Regions from separate parts of the Homo sapiens genome. Here region 1 is linked to region 2. The links are chromatin loops, found by intact Hi-C in ENCODE. Cell type or tissue: CD4-positive, alpha-beta T cell. All regions are shown on one strand.

Region 1 (8,000 bases), 84 kb before region 2:
TTCCTCTATGTTTGAACAAAACAGACCAATGCTAAGAGGTATGTAATTGGCTTACTAGTCCACACCTACTTAGTTCCAATTCCTGACAGCAAACAATTCCTAGGCCAGGTTTGGGCCCATAACAGTGATATCTCCTGTCCTTATTCTCAATATGTTGAAGAATCACTACACTTCTATTTAATTTCCAGTTTACAAAAAAAACCTAAAGATTTGCAGATAAAAAAGCATCAGAAGTCCAATATAATAAAGATACCATTCTAAAATTTCTATCTTACTGAGAAGGGCTCAGAAATCAGTTGGTTGACCAGAAAAATTGGACAGCCATATCCTAGCCTTCAGTCTAAAGTCATAAATCTTTTCCTCATCTTTCTTAGTTAGTAAGAAATGACTCCATTTAGTTAAACTTCAAACATAAAAGCAGAATAACAATGTTAAACCTTACCTTTAGCACAATTACTGAAATCCTCGTCTGGCTGGAAATGCTGAGAATATATTTCAAACATTTCTTTCAGTCTGTTAGCAATAGCCTGGGTTGGATCTCTGGAACATGTCCTAAAAAAGGTAATGAGAAATAACATAATTTAAAGGTCTTGTCAAGTCACAAGGGGATAAAATGTTTCTATAATTTCACTAACATGTAAATATAAAACACTCTGAACAGAAACTATACACTTCCCAAATTAATCCAAGAGATCCCATACTTCCTTTTCAAAGGTGGTGGTATTACCAGTTTGAATGAAAAAAAAAAAAACTTTTCTTGTGGGAGCTACACCTTTTATTTTATATATATATATTTTTTTTGAGACAGAGTCTCGCTCTTTCACCCAGGATGGAATGCAGTGATGCAGTCTTGGCTCACTGCAACCTCCACCTCCCAGGTTCAAGTGATTCTCCTGCCTCAGCCTCCAAGTAGCTGGAACTGCAGGCACCTGCCACCACGCCCAGCTAATTTTTGTATTTTCAGTAGAGATGGGGTTTCACCATGTTGGCCAGGCTGGTCTCGAACTCCTGGCCTCAAGTGATCCACTTGCCTCAGGCTCCCAAAGTGTTAGGATTACAGGAATGAGCCACTTCGCCCGGCCGGGGATACACCTTTCAGTGCAGGAAGTTTAGCAACCTTGGCCTGGGCCCATTCGATATCTATGACTGTCCCCCACCTGTCCTACACATCCCCAGTCACTGATTATCCCAAACTTGCCCTTAACTATTTCCCTAGAGGACAGTAAAACTCCCATTAAGAACACCTGGAAGAAAATAGAATGAAGGGGTGTAAAACCCATACTACAGACTCACATAAACTGTTCCTGGCATTCTACATTTTTTTCCCGCCAACGAGGTTTACTTCAGTCTTTCTATTATTAGAAAGCAATATATGTTCAATCCAGAAGCATTATACAAATTATCACCATGTAAGCTTTTTGTAACAACTGTTTTTATCTTGATCACAAATATATATATAATTATATACATATTCTTTGTGAAAATGAAGCAAGTTTAAAAAATTATAAAGAGAATAAAAATCAATTACAGTCCTGCTAGAGATAACTACTGAATACATATACAAGCAGAATTTTTCTGGGAACACACACACACATACCTTTCAACAAAAATAGCACCCTTTATTTTACCTAGTATTTACTGGTAATATTTATTTAACCCCACTAATGGTACCTAAGATTTAAAATGCTGTTATGCCTAGTTAGAAACTGTAAAGCGATCTGGAAGACACAGAGATTAAGATGGCTTCTGAAATGTATTTACGAAATGCTTCTAAATTCAAGGCAAACAAGGTGCATCTGAAAAACATGACTCAGGAAGAGGCCACAGAGATATAACTTGTTGAGTATAAATCACAATCAAGTTTATGAATAAAGCAGACTTCACTAAAATGTAAAGGAAAAGTAGTTGGCATTTAAGAAGCCTGGCTATGAGTGGGAAATTACTTATGTGTACATATAGGGTCTTCTTGATATACCATCATCAGAAATAAAATGGGGTCCTTTTGGGTCTACGTTATCATATCATAAGGTTTTAGGACTGAGAGGGACCTTGGAGGTAACTTTTCAAATCAACTTGCCAAAGGTTATGCATAAGATGATGAGATTCAGCCTACTGGGCTTTTAATTAAAACTCAATGATATTCCTACCAGTCTCAGGGAGATCAAAGGAACTAAATGCAGTGAACTTCCTTTCCAGGATAAGGATGTTTTATAGAGCTTACAAAAGTTACAGTGGTTTTTGTCCTGCTTTATGAACATGTGGAACTCTATTAATCTTTTCAAATCTGAGTCACCCTTCAGAACTTACCTCAGGTTCAACCCTCTTCATAAAGTCCTTTGACAATTCCCATCATCACTGAGCTTCCCCCCGCCCCCACCTCACCACTCCCTGAAATCTTGAAAGAACAGTTGGCAATAAGACACTTTTGTGTTTTACTCTACACTGTCTGGTGTTATTAGTTACTGTGTCTTGTATTATATTAAAGAAATCTAAGGAAAGAAGATCTTCCACTTATACATCTTATTGCTAGGTCCTCTATAGACTCACAACAGGACTGAGTATACAATTGATAAAAAATTATTCATGGGTGAATTAAGGCATTAATAATGAAAGAATAGGAAATTGGAAAATGGTCAATAACCAAATCTTAGAAAGCAGACAGGGCTCAAACTAACCTGAGAATCTGTTCCAGTTTCTCACTTGGTGCATTCCTGAGGCCTGTCAGCATGGTGTGAAGACGACTCAAGCTATGCGTAGCTGTAGAAACTGGAGTCACACAAGGGCTATTCTCCTTAATGTACCTAACACCAGTTAGTGGTGTGGAGATTCTAAGTGCTTTGGACTAAAGAAAAAAAAAATTACACAGAATTAATAAACATTTTTTAAAGAACATTATTTTAGGCCAGAAAGACTTTAATTCACTTCACAAATGGGACTTCAAGCCAGTAAGACTTTATCTTTACAATATCAATAAATTTTAGTGACTCAAATGTCACCATTCTTGGAATTTAAACATAACAGCATTAAGAGCCGCCAATATCCATGTGAAGACGAAGGTGTGAAAGAATAATTTGTATTTTAGCTAACTAAAAGTTTGTCTCTTAAAAGTTAAAACTCTAAAATAAGGTACAGCTCCCTACATTCCCTCTTGTAAAACTTATGCTCGGAGGCAAAGATAAGCATTCTGCTCACCTGAAAAATTAAGATTATTCTCAGCTCTGAGAAACAGAATTTCACAATTCCCATCTACTGCTATTTTTGCAGACACTCAAAGATAAAAGAAAATTGTGATTAAATTTGGTTCCAAAAAAAATCCATGATTTAACAAAAGCCTACTGATATGGTTTGGCTATGTCTGCATCGAAGCCTCAACTTGAATTGTATTTCCCAGAATTCCCATGTGCTGTGTGAGGCACCCAGTGGGAGGTAATTGAATTATGGAGGCCAGTCTTTCCCGTTCTATTCTTGTGATAGTGAATACGTCTCGCGAGATCTGACGGCCTTATCAGGGGTTTCCACTTTTGCTTCTTCCTCATTTTTCTCTTGCCACCGCCACCTAAGAAGTGCCTTTCGCCTCACACCATGATTCTGAGGACTCCCCAGTCATGTGGAACTGTAAGTCCAATTAAACCTCTTTTTGTTCCCAGTTTTGGGCATGTCTTTATCAGCAGCGTTAAAATGAATTAATACACCCACCATCCAAATATTCAAATTTGCTTCAGAGACAGATAATAAGTTGAACATTCCCTAAAAAGGCAACTTGATGCAGAACAGCCTTCATTGGTCTTCCTGCCCCTCCTCTACCTTTGGTTACCAGAATCTATCACAGGTTCTCCCCCTAAGGTAGACAGGTCTTCAGAGAAATAAGTTAAAGTCAACATTCTTGACAATAAATATGGAGAAGATGTGACTTGGTGTCAAAGGAGCCAGTAAAACATCTTTCTGATTTTTCAAATAAACTCTGAAAGGTTAAGATAGCTTAACAATGTCTTTTAATATTCAAGATAAAATTTCCCTGTGTATTAAATGTACTTATTCTAATTTTTTAAAAAACCTAGCAAAACTTTCACCTGGCAACAGAGCCAACTATTCAAGTTTCATAAGATATAGAAAAGCACAGAAATTTACTGTATACAGAAACAAACCTACATGTTTTCTCTATGTCTTAAAGTGTAATACAACTAAGACTTTCACTTTGTTTCAAAGAAATTCATTCTATAATTAAGTCAATAAAATGATTTGGGTAGATTATTGCATTCAAAAGGCTGCTCCCTGCCTTACAAGGTTTCTTGCAGCCAACTACTTCACTGTGCATGAACCGATGCCTACATTGGGAGGCACTGGGAGGGAAAAACACCTTGTACACAAACAGGAGAATCAACAGCAGCCAGCAGCATATAACCACATCACCCACAGGCAGCAGTAGTTTCACAGAGGAAACTAGGTGTGACAACCACAAACAGCTTCCTGCCAGAGTCCTCAAGGTCAACATGGTGCTTCTTGGTAGCACTGTGCTTAGCTTAAAGCTTCCTGTTCATTCTGATCAAGAGGAATCTTTAACTTGGGTGCAAATATTAAGTCGGTATCTTAAAAATATTAGGATGTTCCATCTCCAAATGAAGACTTACAAAATTTGGAGTGACCCTGAGCTTTGTCCTTAGTCCTCTTGTATTCTCTCTCAATTCATACCTCTAAGTAATCCCTCCTCATTTTATAGCTTTAAAAGCCATCTACGGCTGGGCATGGTGGCTCACGCCTATAATCCCAGCACTTCAGGAAGCCGAGGCGGGAAGATCATGAGGTCAGGAGTTCAAGACCAGACTAGCCAAGATGGTGAAATGCCGTTTCTACTAAAAATACAAAAAATTAGCTGGGCATGGTGGCAGGCACCTGTAATCCCAGCTACTCAGGAGGCTGAGGCAGGAGAATCGCTTGAACCCAGGTGGCAGAGGTCACAGTGAGCCGAGATTGCACCACTGCACTCCAGCCTGGGTGACAGAGCGAGACTCCATCTCAAAAAAAAAAAAAAAAAAAGCTATCTGTACCCACCCTGATGACCCCAGGACATATATACACAACCCCTAACCTCTACTGTGAACTGTGAACTCCGGTCTTGTATACCTCAACTGTCTATTCAACTTCTCTACTAGGATGCTTAAAAGACATCTCTAATTTAACATGCTAATAACCCTAACTCTTGATTCCCCTTCCCCCAGACTTGCTCTTCCCTCTTAATAAATTTCAGTAGTAAATGTTCCCCGAATGTCTACTATGTGCCAAGCGCTGCATACAACACTGGTCACAGCCTTGGTGAAGCTTATATTCTAATGCAAGGAGACAGGTAATAAACAATTCTTTCTACCTACCTCCCTACTTACTGTCAGACAGTGATAAATACGAAGAGAAACACTAGCAAGCAGAGTCAGGGGGAAAAGAAGTCCTGAGGGTTGGGGAGGATGTTGTGGTTATTATTGACATAGCAGTTGGGTTATCAGAGACCAGAATGAAGTGAGAAGGAAGCCACATGAGTCTCTTGAAGCAATACAGTTTAGGCAGAGGGAATTGCAAAGGCAAAGGCTTTGTGTTGCAGGCATGCCTGGCATATCTGAAGAACAAAAAAGGAGGTTAATGTGGCATAAGTGGGTGAGGAGGGAGGAAAGTAGATGAATTCAGAGAGAGCCAGGGCCAGATAACTTACAACATTACAGGCACTTGTCAGGATTTTAGCTTTTATATCATTCACCCAACTGGAGACATCACTGTTCTCTTTTTCTCATACCCTAGATACAAACCCTCGGTAAATCCTGTGGGTGCCATCTCCAAAATATGGCCCAGCTACAAACCATTCTCTGAAGCAAGCCACCATAAACTATTGCCAGAATCATTCCAATAGCTTCTTAACTCCCTACTTCCACCCTTGCCTCTAATCCCACTTTCCCAGAAGACCTTTAAAAATGTAAATCAGTCACTCCTCTTAATAACCCTCTTAATGGCTTTCACCTCAATCAGAGCAGAAGCAAAAGTCCTTACGATGGCTTCCAAAGCCTACACGGTCTGTCTGGCTCTCTTGTTCCCTCTTCCCTGCATTTCTTTTTCTTCTTCTTTTCTTTTTTTTTAAAGACAGGCTCTTGCTCTGTCACCCAGGCTGGAGGGCAGTGACGCGATCACGGCTCACTGCAGCCTGGAACTCCTGGGCTCAACGAATCCTCCTAACTCAGCCTCGCAAGTAGCTGGGCCCACAGGTGGACACAACCATGGCCAGCTTATTTTTTGTATTAATATTTTATGTAGAGACGGGGTCTCACTTTGTTGCCCAGACTAGTCTTGAACTCCTGGGCTCAGGCAGTCTTCTGCCTCAGTCTCCCAATGTGCTAGGATTACAAGTATGAGCCATCACACCTGGCCTCCCGTCACTTCTTACCACTTTTTCCCTCACTCTATTCCTACCACACTAGCATTCTCACTGTTCCTCCAAAAAGCTAATCCTGTTCCAACCTCACGGCTTTGCATTTGTTATGCTCTCAGCTTCAAATACATTTACCCAGCTATTCATATGGCTTGCTTCCTCACTTACTTCTGGTGTGTGACACCGTTCCCAACCACCTTACCTACCACAGCCCACCCATCCCATTCTCCCCTCCCCTCAATATTTTGTATTACTACTCTATTTTCTTCATCTATCATCACCCAACATACTATATATTTACTTGTTTATCTCCTGTCCATCTCCCCACACTGGAATATAAGCTTCTTTAGAACAGGGTTCTCGTGGTTATTTTGTTCACTGCTTTATCTCCAGTGTCCAGGACACAACCTGACATATAAAATGCTTTAGGAATATCTGTTGAATGAATAAGCAGACCAGTCTCAAGTCTGAAGCAGCTCACTTCCAGGTGAACTGGCCCTTGGATTACCCAGTGTTTCCCTGGTGGCACTTGCCAGAAGTTTGGTGTTTTCTGTTCCACCACATAGCAGAAGGGAAACTCTTGGCCTGCATCACTCTAAGTGTCTGTTTGAAATAATACCACGTGGTCCTGAAATTCAGTTTAAAAGAATTTTCTTAAAGACTGTAGATCCTCATTTTCTCCAGTCTCTTAAATGAAGGCCCCAGTCAGGTCAATTATCACTTTCTAAATGCCTACACTATGTTCACTACATATAAGACCATATATTACTGGCCCATCTTTTTAAAACCAACAATTATCAGCATGACACATTTGTTTAAATTTATATTAATTTCTTTTTCTCAGACCTCACTAAAATGAATGAAAGTTGATATTAACAAAGCAAATATCATAGAGATACCTTTTTCAATTAAGAGAAGTATGATGAGAATTTTCTCCTTCATACTGTAGGCAAGTAAAACACAAACATGAAATTACCAAAATAAAAAAGAACCCCTGGCTTACCTGCTCCTGTATTTCTACTCTTCTGGCATGGCTAAACTCACCTTGTCAAAATGCTGCTGTAAGATGTTTTTCATCTGCACCCTTTCAGCAGTCTCTGTTCCTGAACCAGCGTTCAGACACCTTGAGAGAGTCCCAATTTCCTCCTCAGCATCCTCTCCAAGAAATATCCGCTCATCTAAATTCCCAACAGATAAAACATACTCCTCATAGGCCTTATTGATGGCTTTACTATAGGAAAAACAAATACAGACAAAATGTACTCTCTCACAGAACTGCCATTTCAATTAATTATTTCATTTTTTTATTTACTAAAAGTTCTAATAGTTTTTTGAAAGTTAAACTTTGGTAGGGTAACTTGTAGTTATAAGAACTGGATAGTATAGCTGGGTGCAGTAGCTCCCGTCTGTAATCCCAGCACTTTGGGAGGCTGAGGCAGGTGGATCACGAAGTCAGGAGTTTGAGACCAGCCTGGCCAATATGGTGAAACCCTGTCTCTACTAAAAATACAAAAATTAGCTGGGCATGGTGGCACGTGCCTGTATTCACAGCTACTCAGGAGGCTGAGGCAGAAGAATCGCTTGAACCTGGGAG
Region 2 (8,000 bases):
AGTCTGATCATGACCTTGAATAATACGTCTTTTTTTTTTTTTCAAATGTGCTATGTAAAGCTGGTTTACTCTGAAGCCATCTTGGTAAATTTCCCCAAGAGTGTGAAGTTAGAATTCCTCCAGGGTGATGCCAGATTCTATCTGGAATTTATTTACAACCTGCTTGGGTGGAGACACCATTGTCTTCAGAAACCTTGGTGTAGTTGAACTGATAGGTACTGTCGTGACCTGAAGTTCACCATTAAAAGGGATCACCCAAGCAAAATCGTGAAATTATTGGTTATAAAAATGGTCATTGGCACATCCTATGCGATATATCTAAATTAAATGATGGTATCAGATAAAACTGTAGATGGGAATGAAGTTTGTGTATCATACATTATCATGTGTAATTAATAAATGATTTAAATCTCCTGAAAAAAAAAATGGGACAGAGCAAGACTCTGTCTTAAAAAAAAAGGGGGGGGGACATTTTAACACCCTAAGATTCTAAAGAAAACCAACTAGAGGACATACACTGCTCATAAACCCTGAACAAATTTGCTACATAGCTGGAATTCGCTATCCTGGCAGAATAGGGTGCCACTGCACTGGGAATCTGGAAAACTCACAAGAAATCCACAAAAAAATGAAAAGAAGAAAACTCCATGTTTTAGAGGTTACTATAAAAAAAACAGATCCAATATACTTTGACTAATTCAAATCTCCCCAAATAAAATAACTATGAATCGGGATAAAATTCTAAGCTGACACTTCAAATAGAATAAAATTTATTCAAATAAGCATTTGTGGATATGAAAAGCCAATTGAGTCAGATATCTAAAAAATAAGAATAAAAATGGGCAAAAACATAAGGAAATGAAAATACAGTTAATTAAAGCCGGAAGAGAAATGAAGGAAAGAAAGACAAAGTCATCTCCTAAAGAAAAACAGAACCACAAAGTCACAAAAGAGAATAGACTCAAATGCAAATATAATGACTAGCTTTGAAGAAAGGTAGAAAAACAACCTGGAGAATGAAAATGACATAAGGAAAAAAGAGGTCACAGAAAAGTGGTAGAAATCAAAGTTAAGCAAAGGCACTATTCACAAAGTTGGAGCCCCAGGAAAAAAGTAATAAAACAATGGAATACACTATTAAGAGATAATATTTAAAAGTATGTTGCAAGAAATTTATGCTGAAATAAACTTGAGTCAACTGAGTATTTGGGAAAATTCTCCTGAAACAGTAAACTTTAAGTCATAAGCTAGTAAAATCATTAGCCTTTATAGATTTTTGAACCAAACAATATTGACAAGAATGCACATCAAAACTTGCTATGGCTAAAAACAAATATATCAACGTAATTATGCATGTACTAGGATAAAAAAAAGGTGAAGAGTAAGTTACAATTGTGTAGTTAAGGGCACATGAAGTAAAATGGGACATTTAAAGATAAACTCTTCCTGGTCTTCAAGAGAAAAGATCACACAAAACACCTTCTTTTTTTTTTTTTTTTTTTTTTTGAGACGGAGTCTTGTTCTGTTGCCCAGGCTGGAGTGCAGTGGCACGATGATGGCTCACTGCAACCTTGACCTCCCAGGTTCAAGTGATCCTCTCACCTCAGCCTCCTGAATAGCTGGAACTATAGGCATGCACCACCACGCCTGGCTAATTTTTGTATTTTTTTAGAGACGGGGTTTTGCCATGTTGCCCAGGCTGGTCTTGTCTTGAACTCCTGGCCTCAAGTGATCCTCCTGCCTTTGCCTCCCAAAGTGCTGGGACCACAGGCGTGAGCCACTGCACTTGGCCAGTGAAAATGTTTTTAAATAGATAAAGGTGATAGTCGCATGAACCCAGTGAATGTGATCATTGCTGTTAAAGTGTACATTTTTCACCAGGTGTGGTGGACCACGCCTGTAATCCCAGCACTTTGGGAGGCCGAGGAGGGCAGATCACGAGGTCAGGAGATCAAGACCATGGTGAAACCCCGTCTCTACTAAAAATACAAAAAAAAAAAATTAGCGGGGTGCGGTGGTGGTTGCTTGTAGTCCCAGCTACTTGGGAGGTTAAGGCAGGAGAATGGCGTGAACCCGGGAGGCAGAGCTTGCAGTGAGCCGAGAACGCGCCACTGCACTCCAGCCTGGGTGGACAGAGCGAGACTCCGTCTAAAAAAAAAAAAAAAAAAAATTGTACATTTTTAAAGGGTTAATTTTATTATGTAAATTTTACCTCAAAAAAAAAAAAAAGAAAAGAAAAAAGAAAAAAAGAAGAGATGATCCAACAATAAAAATCCAAAGGTGAAATTGTGTAGACCAAGCAAACTGGGTGGAGAACCCTGAATAAAGGGGTTAAAATGAAACAGAGCTTTATATTTGATAAAAATGTGTGCCTGAAAAGTTTGTTGCGAATTGAACTCTTGATTATTATATTTTCTAGCTTGAGGTATGAGGACTCATAGAAATTATGTATCTTTAAGGTATACAACGTATGCTTTAATATATGTATAAATTATGAAATGATTACTGACAATCAAGCTAACTTTTTAAAGATATTTTTACTTCAGGTTGGCCCTCAGTTGGTAGAAATTCACAACTCTTCAGTTTTAGGTCTCTCTGCCTCCCATTTCAGAATGGTGCAGCAGAATTGCATTATTTTGAATACTGTAATGTATAATTTGTGATTATTCCAATATTCCAATAAAGGTTGCTTTGCATGAATAAACTATAGTGTACAACCACGTGTGGACAAATGCACAAGATAATTAAGAACAGAAGTGTTAATAAAAGAGGAGTGTAGGCTGAACGCAGTTGCTTACGCCTGTAATCCCACCAACTTGGGAGGCCGAGGCAGGTGGATCACCTGAGGTCGGGAGTTCAAGACCAGCCTGACCAACATGGAGAAATCCCGTCTCTACTAAAAATACAAAATTAGCCAGGCTTGGTGGCGCATGCCTGTAATCCCAGCTACTTGGGAGGCTGAGGCAGAAGAATCGCTTGAACCAGGGATGCAGAGTTTGCAATGAGCCGCGATTGTGCCATTGCACTCTACCCTGCACAACAAAAGTGAAACTCATTCTCAAAAAAAAAAAGAGTAAATTCTGACACATGCTACAATATGGATGAACCTTGAGGGCATTATGCTAAGTGAAACAAGCCAAACACAGAAAAGAAAAACAGTATGTGATTCCACATTATATGAGGCACCTAGAATAGTCAGATTCACAGAGAAGGTAGAACAGTGGTTGCCAAGAGCTGGGTCAGAGGAGAATGGGCAGGTGTTGTGTAATGGGTACCGAGTTTTTAGTTTTGGTGAGATGAAAAAGCTCAGGAAAGGGGTGGTGGTGACTGTTGCACAACAAAGTGAGTGTAGTTAAAGCCACTGAATTATACACTAAAAAATGTTAAAATGCTAAATTTTACTTTACATATATTCAACCACACACACAAAAAAATGGAGCCATGAAGTTTCAAGTATCTTAATAGGACAAATCAAAATCAGTCTTTGGAATACACTATTTTCATTTTTCCTTTACTTTCTGCCAAGATGTGTAAGTTACAAAACAAAAATGCATCTTTATCTGTATTTAGTTCTTCCAGTAAGTATATGGTCTGTTGGAAGTCATACTCTTCCCAAACCGTCAATCATTAAAGGGTGCAGTTCTAAAAACACAGATATAAAAATACTTTTTCCTGAATATTCATTTTTTAATTTATATTTTCACCTTCCGATTTGGTGTATCACCTAAGAAGTGAGTATGTCTCATGGTTAAGAATGTGGGCTCTGGTGCTAGAAGGATTTATCACGAATGTCCCGGAGTAACTCTGGGGCTTTACCACTTGGCACTTAATCTCAGATTAAGGGAAACACTTGCCTCTCATAAAAGGAGAAAGAGAAAAAAAAAGATAAAAAGAAAGTGAGACTCAGAAAACGCGAGTTTCTGTCATAACTGATTTTATCTAGACAATTAAAAAAATGAAGGAAGAGAGAAATCAAGGAAGTTTCTAAATCCACATGCTTTATCTTTCCATTTATGCACGCGATGATAAACTTATTAAGGCACGTGGAAAAGTAACTCCTTCTGTATTCCTTACAACATTGACCTTTGAGTGTTCCCAACAGGATGCTGGTCATGCTTGCAGTTCAGCTGATTTTTTTTTTTTTAAACAAGACTTGCTCCCTTTTCTGGTTTCTCCCCAGCCTCTTTATGGGTGCGCGGTAAAATAACACTTACCTACCGGCTTCCATTTACTTCCTTCCATGCCCTGTCGGACCCGCTGGGCAAGATCCCCCGCCTCTCCGGCCCACATACTGGAAGGTGCAGTGCCCAGGGCGCACAGTTCCCGTGTGCAGAGGGACTCACGCACAAGAAGGCCATCCCCGCGCTAAGCTGAGGTGTTTCTGGAACGTATCCCTCTGCCTAGGTGCCGGCAGCGGCCGTGGAACGCGCCTCCGGGGACAGAGCGCATCATCAAGGTGCTTTGGCCACGTTGAGGCCTCCTTCTCCCCCTGGCCTCGTTTCCCACATGCCCTACCCACAGCGACCTTCCTGGAGCTCGGTATTCACCTAAGGTGTTGGCGGCGGCAGCCTTTAGCAGGCGCGCTATCTCCGCTGTGTCTCTCCGCACTAGCCGCTGACCGAGCCAGGTGCGCGGTGGAGGGCGGGGCGATCCGGCAGGGGGCGTGGCGAAGGCCGCTGATTTCCTACTGCATACAACACACCCACTTTACCTAAAGCAGAAATTAAAGCCAGGAGGCCTACCCCTTGTGGGCCCCTGAAAAGTACAATAAGAAGTTTGGAGACAGTTCAAAGGCGCTTGGGTCGACCAGTGGTAATTTTTGTTTCCCGCCCCCCTGCACCCGCGAAAGCGCTGGCGCTGCCATTGGCTCCAGCTGGGGGTGAGTCTGGAACCTGTGAGCCGTGGCACTTTGGACTCTGAGCTCCAAGCTAGGCGCATCCTTGCTGTGAGGTTTCCCAGCGGCTTTCTTGCCTTGCTTGCAGCTTGTGTCGGGAGTTGCGGACAGCCATAGCCCCGCGGGCCTGGCGCTGACGGACCCTGGAGCGGTGTCTGACAGAGGTCGGCAAAGCCACCGGCTGGCCCCAGTGCATCCTCACATATGCGCGCAGATCCCTGGCTCCGGTGCTACTGGGGTCGCACCTGGACGCGGGTTGCAGACCCCTGGCAAATTGTGGAGCTGGGGGAAGGTAAGGGGAAATGTAAATCGCTTTTCCCCACATTTCAGAGATTATACTTTCCTAGGCTATCACAATTTTCAAAATTGTTAAAATTTTTACAGTATGGCTCTCTCAGTTGAATGTTATTGAAATCCACCAAATAACCTCAGTTATTAACGCCTAGAAGCTCCCCTGGAGGCTTATTACTGCCGCCATACCCCTACACACAAACTGTTTTGGTTTCTCCTTCCGCCTATGTACTCCTAAAGCACTCAGTATTTACCTGTCATCATACTTTATTGAAAGTACAAACTCGTCACTTGTCTGTCCACCCCAACTAAGCTTCTTGAGAATTAGAACTTTCCTGTCTCTTCCCAGCACAAAAGTTTTATGGGTATTCTGTTGAAGAACTTCAAATATGATCTATAAAATTATGACTCATTTATATTTCAAACTCCAACCTCTCCCTTGAGTTCCTGGCTCACAGCGACTACAGACTGAGCTTAGTTGGAATTCAGTAGCACACAACTGGGATATCCGCACTGTACGGCTTTTAACAATTTTTAAAATTTTGGTACTCTCAGCATCGCAAATTCACTGTGTCCAAAATAGAGTAGAATGTTGTTCTACCCACCTATACTCTGCCATCCGCTGAAGTCCTTTCCCCATGCTCCAGCACTCAAGCCTTGCCTGTCACAGTAAATGGCAGTTCTGTCTTTCCTGTTGCTCACACATAAAACTAGGCTGCTATTTTGATGTCTTCATTTTTCTCTATTCTGTATCTAATTCCTTAGCAATCCTGTCAGTTCTACCTCCAGACTGTACTCAGCATATTCACTGCTCTAACTCCAGCTTAAATCACCATCATCCTTTGCCTGGAATGCTGCATCAACCTTCTAATCACTCTACTTTCCTCCTCCTCCTTCCTCCCTTTCTTCTTCCTTCTTGTAAATCATCATTTCATCCTTCTGCTTAAAATCTTCTCATGTTTTCTTATTACACTTAAAATGGCAAACTCTTACCCTTGAGCCCTGTAGAATTTGGCTCCCATCAGTTTCTCCAATTTCACCTTCTGCCTCCTTCACACTCTAGCTGTGCTCACTTTTTTATTCCTCAGGCCTACCAAGCTCAATTGCATCTTAGAGAATTTGTTCTTGCTGTTTCTTCTGCCTGGAATACATGTTTCCCAATCTTTATAAGACTATCCTTATCTGTAGGTTTCATCTGAGATGTCACATCCAAAAGAGGTTTTCCTTGACCACTGTAGCCAAAGCAAATGTTGATCACTGAAGGAATAAGGGAATGAATGAATGGAGTGGTGTATAATATAGCAGAGTTGATAATTTAAGGCTAATTCACTATGTATCTCCAAGCAAACAGATTTGTAATGCTTTTCCTGCCTAAAATCTATACAGCTGATTCACAAATACTTGATTGACAGGTTTTATATATCACTGTGGCTCATCAGCTTGTATGTTGTTGGGGCCAGAATCTATACTTACACTTCATTCAAATTTGATTTTACAGAAGAGTTGGGGTTTTTATTTTTCTTTTAATTAAGAGAGCTGTGAAATTATTACCTATAATTCTAAATCTCATTTAATTCCTCCCAATAGGATTCAAGATGGATTGTCATCAAAGTTCACTTCTTTAACAAAAGTGGTTTATGACTTTAATAAAATATTAGAGAATGGAAGGATCTGTGGAAGCCCTTTACAAAAACTTGTGATAGAAAGTTTTGATGATGAGCAGACTTTGCAACAACTGGAATTGCAAAATGAACCAATTTTACAATGCTTCCAAAATGCAGTTAGTGAAACAAAGATGAAGACATCAGTCTTCTCCCAGAGAGTGAAGAACAGGAGTGTGAAGAGGATGGTTCAGAGACAGAGACTGGTGGCCAGGAGGACCTAGAAGATTTACAGGAGGAAGAGGAAGTGTCAGATATGGGTGGTGACAATCCTGAAGTGGGCAAGAAAGCTAGAAACTCAAGCAAATTTGAGCTGAGGAAAAGCCCAGTTTTCAGTGATGAGGATTCTGACCTTGACTTTGATATCAGCAAATTGGAACAGCAGAGCAAGGTGCAAAACACAGGACATGGAAAACCAAGAGAAAAGTCCATAATAGACGAGAAATTCTTCCAACTCTCTGAAATGGAGGCTTATTTAGAAAACAGAGAAAAAGAAGAGGAACGAAAAGATGATAATGATGATGAGGTGGAAGATACTGATTTTTTTTTGAAGATATTGATTCTGATGAAGATAAAAGGGGACTGTTTGGAAGTAAAAAACTTAAGGTTAAGTTTGAGAAAGGAGAGAGCACTTTCCTCCTCCTCAAATTAGCTTTTGTTCTGTTTTTCTAGGAGAGATGTAATTGTAGTTAGAAGGTTTAGAGCTAAGATATATTATGCTTTGTTTTATCAGTTATAAATGAATCTGTACTTCCATTCAGTTTATGTTCCAGTTGTTCTTATAATAGTTTTATGGTAGTGTTTTTAGTTGCCAATTTCACCTAGTAACTATTTTTGACTTGTAGTGTTAAGTTAGAAAGTAATATAGACATACAGTATATATATATGCATGTGTTAATGATGTATTTTTCTATTCCTAATTAATAGTTTTAAAAATCTTTTTATTTTAGTCAGGTAAAAGTTCCAGAAATGTGAACAACAAAGATTTTTTTGATCCAGTTGAAAGTGATGAAGACATAGCAAGTGATCATGATGATGAGCTGGGTTCAAACAAGATGATGAAATTGCTGAAGAAGAAGCAGAAGAAGGAAGCATTTCTGAAATGTGAGTATTTTGAAACATCCTTTACTTTGTGAGCTGGAATTGCCCAATCA

Evidence for each region. A loop is a pair of places that touch in the nucleus more often than their neighbours do. Peaks named below come from ENCODE experiments on the same cell type or tissue, not always from the same donor. Only the 100,000 strongest peaks of a DNase experiment are listed, where the experiment ranks them.
Region 1: a loop joins it to region 2, with 7 times the contacts of the local background. A loop is called at or near these places in 4 of 110 quality-filtered maps.

What each region holds. Positions count from the first base shown.
Region 1 is chr16:53,454,293-53,462,292 of GRCh38, reverse strand. It overlaps RBL2 (RB transcriptional corepressor like 2), which reads right to left. Exons shown (of 22, transcript NM_005611.4): 8 at 7,451-7,637; 9 at 2,676-2,842; 10 at 443-552. Among named protein-coding and RNA genes, the nearest start is that of RBL2, 24 kb to the right of the region's middle. In CD4-positive, alpha-beta T cell, no CTCF peak of the experiment used is centred here; DNase peaks (open chromatin) are centred at 4,432 and 5,492; H3K4me3 peaks cover 2,060 bases; H3K27ac peaks cover 5,530 bases.
Region 2 is chr16:53,370,092-53,378,091 of GRCh38, reverse strand. It overlaps LOC102723373 (a long non-coding RNA gene), which reads right to left and starts at 4,599. Exons shown (of 3, transcript NR_119378.1): 1 at 4,215-4,599. It also overlaps the pseudogene MPHOSPH10P1. RefSeq lists an enhancer at 1-116. In CD4-positive, alpha-beta T cell, no CTCF peak of the experiment used is centred here; a DNase peak (open chromatin) is centred at 4,651; H3K4me3 peaks cover 1,753 bases.